Regions from separate parts of the Homo sapiens genome. Here all the other regions are linked to region 3. Evidence: read pairs that join two places in POLR2A ChIA-PET (ENCODE). Cell type or tissue: CD4-positive, alpha-beta T cell. All regions are shown on one strand. Region 1 overlaps PIGV (phosphatidylinositol glycan anchor biosynthesis class V). Region 2 overlaps LOC124900417 (translation initiation factor IF-2-like). Region 3 overlaps SFN (stratifin).

Region 1 (2,500 bases), 65 kb before region 3:
ATTTACCAGCCATGTGACTTGGGAGAGTTTTCAGAACCTTAGTTACCACCTCTGAAACCATGGGAAATGATGATATTCTTCAGGGGGTGGTGGTGAATGATGCAGTCTCTTGTAGGTCCCTTTCTGCTCTAACATCTTAAGAACTGCCTTAAACAACAGAATCACCCCAGTCTAAATGCTAATGTAGAGGCTTAAATGTGTGATTTTAGGAGAAAATATCCAGTTCTCCTGTTTTCAGCAATTAGAAGAAACTCCTCCTCCACCGAGTGCAACTCTTGGGAGTAATTTAGGTGGTCTTTCCTTTCAATGAGGGAAAGCAGTAACATCTGGCAGATAAGGTGCCTGTTGTGCCGTTCTCAGATGCCTGCTTACTTGATCAGTAGACATGGGTCAGAGGCGCCAACACGGCGGCAGGAATTGGTAAATTGTACGTAAGTCCAAGGTGGAATGAAATGGTATCTGCCCTGCTTCCTGGCCCCCGTTTGGTCATGAGCCTATCACTATAATGGTAGTAAGATCACTGGCCCCTGCTGAGCTACTTTTGCCCATTCCTTGAGCCAGACGAGAGTTTGGCTCTGTATCATCCATCACCTCTTTTATTTCCCATTTAAGCCAAAACATCCAGTAAGCAGAAACTCTTCAAAACAGATGGGTAATCATAAGCAGCTTCTGGAAAGCCTCAAGAATTGGAATTTTGACACACTCCCTCTGACCATGACAGAAAGCTCAACTTGCCAGCTGAAGGGAAGCTCCTGGCTGAGCCCCAGCACCCTCTGTTGGAGCTTCTGGTCAGCCTGGCCAATAAGCATTTCCCATCCATCGCCCCAGCACTAGGACAGCTGAGAGAATTTGGTTCAGAGTCAAATGCTTCTGAAAATGTACACACAGATCAGGGCAGCCCTCTGCCTTCTGCCAAGACACCAAGTGCCCTTCTTGGCAAACGATGATCACCCCTGCCCTAGTGTCCCTCCAGTTAGTTGGCAGAAACTGTTCCCTTTCTCCTTGCCAACAGCTGCAAATCCAGAGACTTCCACCTTGCGTGCAGGAAGTGTTGGGGTCCTGTTTCAGCTCTTTATTGCCGAGGTAGGAGCACTGGGTTCTTCGCTCTCCTCTTTGCCTCCTTTTGGGGGATAATCAGGACTGATTATTCCTCTACTGGAAGAGGTGACTCAGACCCCACAGAGTAGGTGTGATGTCACTGCTCTGGCAGTCTCAGTTTAACCTTCACACTAGATCTCATCATGCCCAGAAACCTTGTAACAGGAGCCCAGCTAGGTGGGTGCACCTGGCATGAGCTGGACAAGGTTTTCTCTCTGACCTTGCAGGGATTTAGTTGTTCTCTAAGGAGCTAAGGAATGGGCTGATTTTATGACCAGCAGCTGTCCTTTTACCATCCTATTAACAGTCTCTTTAATAGTCTGGGAGAGGGACATGAAGGACCCAAGGCAGGAAGTTTCCTGTTTACCCTGAGGCCTAACAATGCCACAGCTAGGTGGGGTGTCTACAGTTTCAGAGAAAAGTCATTTCCTTCTGAGACCCTGCTAAAACAGAAACCAGACGCCTCAGCCTCACGTACCTAGAAGTAGATGCTTTTTTTTGTTCTTTAATGAAGGTGGGAGGAGAGTGTTTGACATACCTTTACCAGTCCTCCTGGAAAAATGTTACTTTTATTGAATAGACCCTCTCACTGTCATCTGAAAATGTAATATGTGCAGGCTCAAGGGATTTGAAACTGATTGATTCTTTCAGTAATTGTTTATTAATGCCTATTTTAGGGGAATAAAGATGACTCAGCTATGCCTCCTGTCCTCAAATAACTGTCTAATAAGAGTTGCTAGCAGACACAGAAACATTAAGGCAGAAAGCAATAAATTCTGGGGAGTGAAAGGACACTGAAGCTTCTTGCTCTGTATCTCACTACTTGAACTTTTTTTTTTTTTTTTTTTTTTTTGAGACGGAGTCTTGCTCTGTCACCCAGGCTGGAGTGCAGTGGCGCGATCTCGGCTCACTGCAACCTCCGCCTCCCAGGTTCAAGCAATTATCCTGCCTCAGCCTCCCTAGTAGCTGGGATTACAGGTGCCCGCCACCACGCCCAGCTAATTTTTGTATTTTTTAGTAGAGACGGGGTTTCACCATGTTGGCCAGGCTGGTCTCGAACTCCTGACCTCGTGATCCACCCTCCTTGGGCTCCCAAAGTGCTGGGATTACAGGCATGAGCCACCGTGCCCAGCCCTACTTGAACTTTTTATGATTAGAATGAATTCAAGTTTTATTTGTGTGCTTAGAAAAAGGTAAGTGAGGCAGAGAGCATGTACTCTGTAAGTTTACACGAGATGGAGATCCCTTCCAGCTTGGGATACCTGAAAAGACTTCATGGACCAATGATAGTTGAGCTAGACTTTGAATGATAGGGAGGATTTGAAAGTTCAGGGTACAGAATGAATATAGAAGGCAGGAAATGGAACAGGATAGGACAGGGAGAAACCAGTGTGAATGGAGC
Region 2 (2,500 bases), 170 kb before region 3:
AGTTGGTGAATACAAATCTTCAATGAGCTCAGCAGAAATAAGAAATCCAAATTTCCTGATCTGCCCAGTGGTTTTATGAAACCCCAGTCCCGTTTTTTTGTTTTTTGTTTTTTTAAAAAATATTAGTAGTAGCTTTACTCAGTCTTTTCCACAAAAATAAGCTCACTGGTCAGCAAGCTCACCAGTGAGACTGGTGAGTGAGGCTGTACTTAGAAGAATATGAAAGCCTTGGTATCTTTTTCCTCATATTAGACTGGCCCTGGGTGTTATTTTTGTTTGAAACCTGCCACAAGCCAGACCAGCCTGGACTTTTACTTATTTTATTTTTTATTTCAGTTTTGGTGGAGGTGGTGGTGAGGGTAATTTTTAATTTATATTGAGACAAAATAAGCTGGCTGACTTATGCCTGAGGCTCTTTTTTTCACAGCTACTTTGGGGAAAAAAAGTCTCATTCAGAAATTAACATTTCTCAAAATGTGTTCCTTATTCTGAAATATAAATGACCCCAAATTGCTTAAGAGTTTGAGATGAGTGGGGAAAAGATCTAGAAAAGCATTTATTGTGTGCCAACCAAGTTTGAGGCCTCCTGGTTTGCTCCTTTGGGATTCTAGATCCTTGGCAGTCACAGTTTTACCGCGAAGAGCTGTTGAATGCCATTCCGAGTTCATTCCATTTTTCTCCGTGTGTGCATCCAGTTCGTATTTTACAGCTCCCGTATGGGAGCCGGTAACATAATGAATTGCCTTGACTCTCGCTTCAATCCACTTTCCTCGCTTAATATGCAGCCCAAAGTTTTGCAGCTCGCTGTCAGATGGTAGTGCTAGACTTTCACACCGATCCCAAAGCCTCCGCTGGGGCTGTTTCTTAACACGGAGTTACAAACTTTAAGAACAGACAGCTCCAGACGGAAATCCACGCCAGGCTTTGAACTCTGCTTCTGGCTTCCGTCAACTGACATAGTTGCCCTTTTGCTCAAACTCGCAGCTCCAGTTCGCACTCGAGAGAGCTCTGCTGGGTGTCTGCTGCTGTTCCGCGGCGGGAACGTGTGGGGGCAACAACCTGGCGCTCCAGCGATTCTCCACGCCTTAGTTAGGAATCTAAGCAAACCCTCGCTAGGGTCCCTGGGCTTAAGACGACTTCTCCCACAAGGATTGGGTGGAGGAAGGAGCCGAGCCCGATCTTCTGTTTGTTTGTTGAGTTTTGTATTTCAGACATTTAGGGGAAGCAAATTGCGAGAAAGGAAGGGCTGTCTTCCCTGCAAACGTTTCCCTCTCCTAGCAAACCCTCCAGGCCTCGGTTCCACATTTTGCAGTTGACTCTCTGGATTTTAATAGGTTGTTCCCTTGTCCTCGGGCCCAATCCATGCACGCTGTGCAGCCGGATAAAATGGGAGCACATCCTCTGCCATTTTCAGCCGGTTTGTCCTGGCAGCCCTGCCCCCTTCCTTGGCTGCTCTGCCGCTGGAGTTAATACGCCCAGAAACTCCGCCTGATCCTCCAGGCCTCAAATCCAGTCCGCGTTTGCTAAGTGCCGTGCGGTCGGGGACGGCGATAAGAACTCTCCTGTGAGGGAGAGCTAGCGAGACTTTAGTCCGGTTTCCATGTCAACGATTCAGTCCATATTTGCCATCAGGCTGTTGGCCGAGGTGCTTTCGCGAGGGTAGCGCTGTCCTAGTCCTAGTTCTCCAATCTGCGCCGGGATTCCTGAGCTGCCTGGGTGTGGGGTTAAAAGGCAGGGGCCGTGGGGGAAAAAACTCCACCGAAGGGAGGACCCACTGCCCCCAGCCGGGGTCTCGCTGCTCGGGCCAGCCACGTGCCCAGCTCCTCCCCTCCCCCGCTTTCCCGTTGCCACTGCCCCTAGGGAAAGCTGATGGGCCAGTTTCTAAAAAAGTTCCCTCAGCCCAACATTTCCTGGGATCGTGGTGTGGGGCTCTAAAAGTAAAAGTGGAAGAGAACCCTAGTGAATTAAAAAAAAAAAAAAGTAGAGAAATTCCACATTATCTCCTCCAACCCAGGTGGATAGATTTTTGTGCACTTTACCTTATTGCTAGAGAAAAATGGTGACTGTTTTCAAAACAGCTTGCCCACGTGTAGGGAAGGAGATTTTTGGCGCTTTCCATATTTCACAGCCATTGAAGAAAGGGGATGAGGGCTTTCTTTGGAGAGAAATCCATTCTAGCTTCCAGATTTTCACTGGGCTCCAGGTTTCCCATTACACCCCAGCTCTAAGGAAAATGGCAGAGTAATGGCATGTAAAAAAATCCTCATTTGTGTGCAGGACTCAGGACTGTTTGCCAGCTCAGGGGCAGTTGATTAAATAGCCAAGCTCTATTTATGAGGCAGCCTATAATTTGGTTTCTAGGACCTAATGCACCGGGGAGAGTTGTTGCCCCTGAGGACTGTGAGTGAAAAGAGGGCACTGGCCCATACCAGTCAGTCGGATCTTCTTGGTAGGCTGGTTTGGTTCTTGGCTTGAGGCCGGGGGAGGGGAGAAGAATAAA
Region 3 (2,500 bases):
CCAAGACCACTTTCGACGAGGCCATGGCTGATCTGCACACCCTCAGCGAGGACTCCTACAAAGACAGCACCCTCATCATGCAGCTGCTGCGAGACAACCTGACACTGTGGACGGCCGACAACGCCGGGGAAGAGGGGGGCGAGGCTCCCCAGGAGCCCCAGAGCTGAGTGTTGCCCGCCACCGCCCCGCCCTGCCCCCTCCAGTCCCCCACCCTGCCGAGAGGACTAGTATGGGGTGGGAGGCCCCACCCTTCTCCCCTAGGCGCTGTTCTTGCTCCAAAGGGCTCCGTGGAGAGGGACTGGCAGAGCTGAGGCCACCTGGGGCTGGGGATCCCACTCTTCTTGCAGCTGTTGAGCGCACCTAACCACTGGTCATGCCCCCACCCCTGCTCTCCGCACCCGCTTCCTCCCGACCCCAGGACCAGGCTACTTCTCCCCTCCTCTTGCCTCCCTCCTGCCCCTGCTGCCTCTGATCGTAGGAATTGAGGAGTGTCCCGCCTTGTGGCTGAGAACTGGACAGTGGCAGGGGCTGGAGATGGGTGTGTGTGTGTGTGTGTGTGTGTGTGTGTGTGTGCGCGCGCGCCAGTGCAAGACCGAGATTGAGGGAAAGCATGTCTGCTGGGTGTGACCATGTTTCCTCTCAATAAAGTTCCCCTGTGACACTCCTCCTGTCTCTCTTCCAGTTCTTGGCGATGGGCTGGGAGTGGGACTGGAATCTGACTTAGAGACCCTGACTTTGGACCTCTGAGTTAGGGCCCTGAACTCCCTAGGTGGCTCAGTGGCCCGCACGCAAGACTTTGAGTCCAGGTGAGGCCGGGGTCCGGCTCTCTCCATCACGGCGGCCCCAGTCAAACTGGACGGGACCGGGAGGGTCGGGTGAACCCACAGGAGGCGCCGTGGCTCCTCTGCCGGGCTGAGGGGAGGTGAGTGGGAGCCACGGCGCGGGAGGCTGACGAGCTCTGGTGGAGCGGGGCAGGAAATAGTGAAGTCTCCGGCGTGAGATCTAAGGACAGCGCCGCAGTAGTGAGCGGCACTGAGCACCCGATTTGCAGGCGGGTCACAGTTTCATCAAGGGCTCAGATCTCAGCGGAGGGGAGTACGATCTGAGGAAGGGGTATAGCGCCGCCAAAAAAGCCTAGATCTTAGGAGAGGGTCACGTCCCACAGAGTTCGGAGATGGAGACAAAAGGAAACGGGCTGAAGGGGAGGAAGGACGAGCTGGGTGGGAAGGGCCGCTGGGAGCTGTGCCTACCGAGCCCGCTGCCTGAGCTCTCTGCAGCCAGCAACACGCCGGAACCTGCAGCCGCCTTGCTCCGTCCCGCCTTCGCAGCCCTGGACTGGAGGCGGGGCCCGAGGCCAATACCGCCCAATCACAGGAGGGAGCTGCCCCAGGGTACCGCCCCGGGGGCCTGACTGGCCAATGGGAAAGTGAGCGGCGGAACGCGCGCGGCGAGTTTCCCGCCGCCCGCCAGGCCTGGCGGACACCACGACTCGCTGACTGACTGAGAGGCGCCCCCGCCGCCCGCTGAGCGCCGAGGGGCGGAGCTTTCCCGGTTTCACTCAGACAAGTTGCCGCCCGTCCGGCCCGAGAGCTGGGAACCCTCTAGAGCAGCGGGACGAGCCAGGATCGCAAAATGCAGTGCTTGCCCGTTGAGTCATCAGCTCACCCGGCTGGGCCTGGGCCGGGCCGGCCGCGGGGGTTGGCTGGAAAAAGGCCGCCAAGATGCCCCCACCACACTCCGAAATCCAAGCAGCCCTGGACCTGTCGCCGAGAGGCTTGGATTGTGTCCCTGGCTGGCTGTGCGACCTTGGAAAAGCCGTTATACCTCCCTGGGCCTCAGTTTCCCTCTTGTATCATAAGGGGCTTGGACTAAAGGCTAACACAAGAGTGAAAATGGCGGTTTTGGCCGGGCGCGGTGGCTCACGCCTGTAATCCCAGCACTCTGGGAGGCCGAGGCGGGCGTATCACGAGGTCAGGAGATCGAGGCCATCCTGGCTATCACAATGAAACCCCGTCTCTACTAAAAATACAAAAAATTAGCCGGGAGTGATGGCGGGCACCTGTAGTACCAGCTACTCGGGAGGCTGAGGTAGGAGAATGGCATGAGCCCAGGAGGCGGAGCTTGCAGTGAGCCGAGATCACGCCACTGCACTCCAGCCTGGGCGACAGAGCGAGACTCGGTCCCCCCACCCAAGAAAAAGAGAAAATTTGCGATTTTGGACTCAGACAGCCTGGGTTTGACTCCCAGCCTGCCTTGGCCAAGGCTCTTAATCTTGCTTACCTTTGTGTCCTCATTTATAAACAGGGGAACTGAAAAACAGTACCTTCCTTTTATAGTTGCTGTAAAGTAACCCATAGGACAGACTCAACAAATGTTAGCTTTTTTTTTTTTTTTAAGACAGATTCTCGCTCTGTCGCCCAGGCTGGAGTTCAGTGGCACGATCTCGGCTCACTGCAACCTCCACCTCCCGGGTTCAAGCAATTCTCCTGCCTGAGCCTCC

The links. ChIA-PET counts read pairs that join two places held together with the same protein. Peaks named below come from ENCODE experiments on the same cell type or tissue, not always from the same donor. Only the 100,000 strongest peaks of a DNase experiment are listed, where the experiment ranks them.
Region 1: POLR2A ChIA-PET joins it to region 3 with 10 read pairs; 18 of 35 experiments call an interaction of 5 or more read pairs at or near these places.
Region 2: POLR2A ChIA-PET joins it to region 3 with 18 read pairs; 17 of 35 experiments call an interaction of 5 or more read pairs at or near these places.

What each region holds. Positions count from the first base shown.
Region 1 is chr1:26,798,861-26,801,360 of GRCh38, forward strand. PIGV (phosphatidylinositol glycan anchor biosynthesis class V) reads left to right here. Exons shown (of 4, transcript NM_017837.4): 4 at 1-1,799. Among named protein-coding and RNA genes, the nearest start is that of PIGV, 12 kb to the left of the region's middle. RefSeq lists an enhancer at 1,224-1,473. In CD4-positive, alpha-beta T cell, no CTCF peak of the experiment used is centred here; a DNase peak (open chromatin) is centred at 1,511; H3K27ac peaks cover 2,292 bases.
Region 2 is chr1:26,691,604-26,694,103 of GRCh38, forward strand. LOC124900417 (translation initiation factor IF-2-like) reads right to left here. Exons shown (of 2, transcript XM_047439473.1): 2 at 305-2,500. LOC101928728 (a long non-coding RNA gene) reads right to left here. Exons shown (of 1, transcript NR_135804.1): 1 at 307-2,500. Among named protein-coding and RNA genes, the nearest start is that of ARID1A, 3.2 kb to the right of the region's middle. RefSeq lists enhancers at 1,082-1,596, 1,313-1,412. In CD4-positive, alpha-beta T cell, a CTCF peak has its summit at 1,056; DNase peaks (open chromatin) are centred at 928 and 1,538; H3K4me3 peaks cover 1,864 bases; H3K27ac peaks cover 1,519 bases.
Region 3 is chr1:26,863,793-26,866,292 of GRCh38, forward strand. It overlaps SFN (stratifin), which reads left to right. Exons shown (of 1, transcript NM_006142.5): 1 at 1-664. The coding sequence ends at 167. Among named protein-coding and RNA genes, the nearest start is that of SFN, 1.9 kb to the left of the region's middle. RefSeq lists enhancers at 1,066-1,195, 1,406-1,715. In CD4-positive, alpha-beta T cell, no CTCF peak of the experiment used is centred here; DNase peaks (open chromatin) are centred at 519, 1,029, 1,379 and 2,154; H3K4me3 peaks cover 2,207 bases; H3K27ac peaks cover 1,573 bases.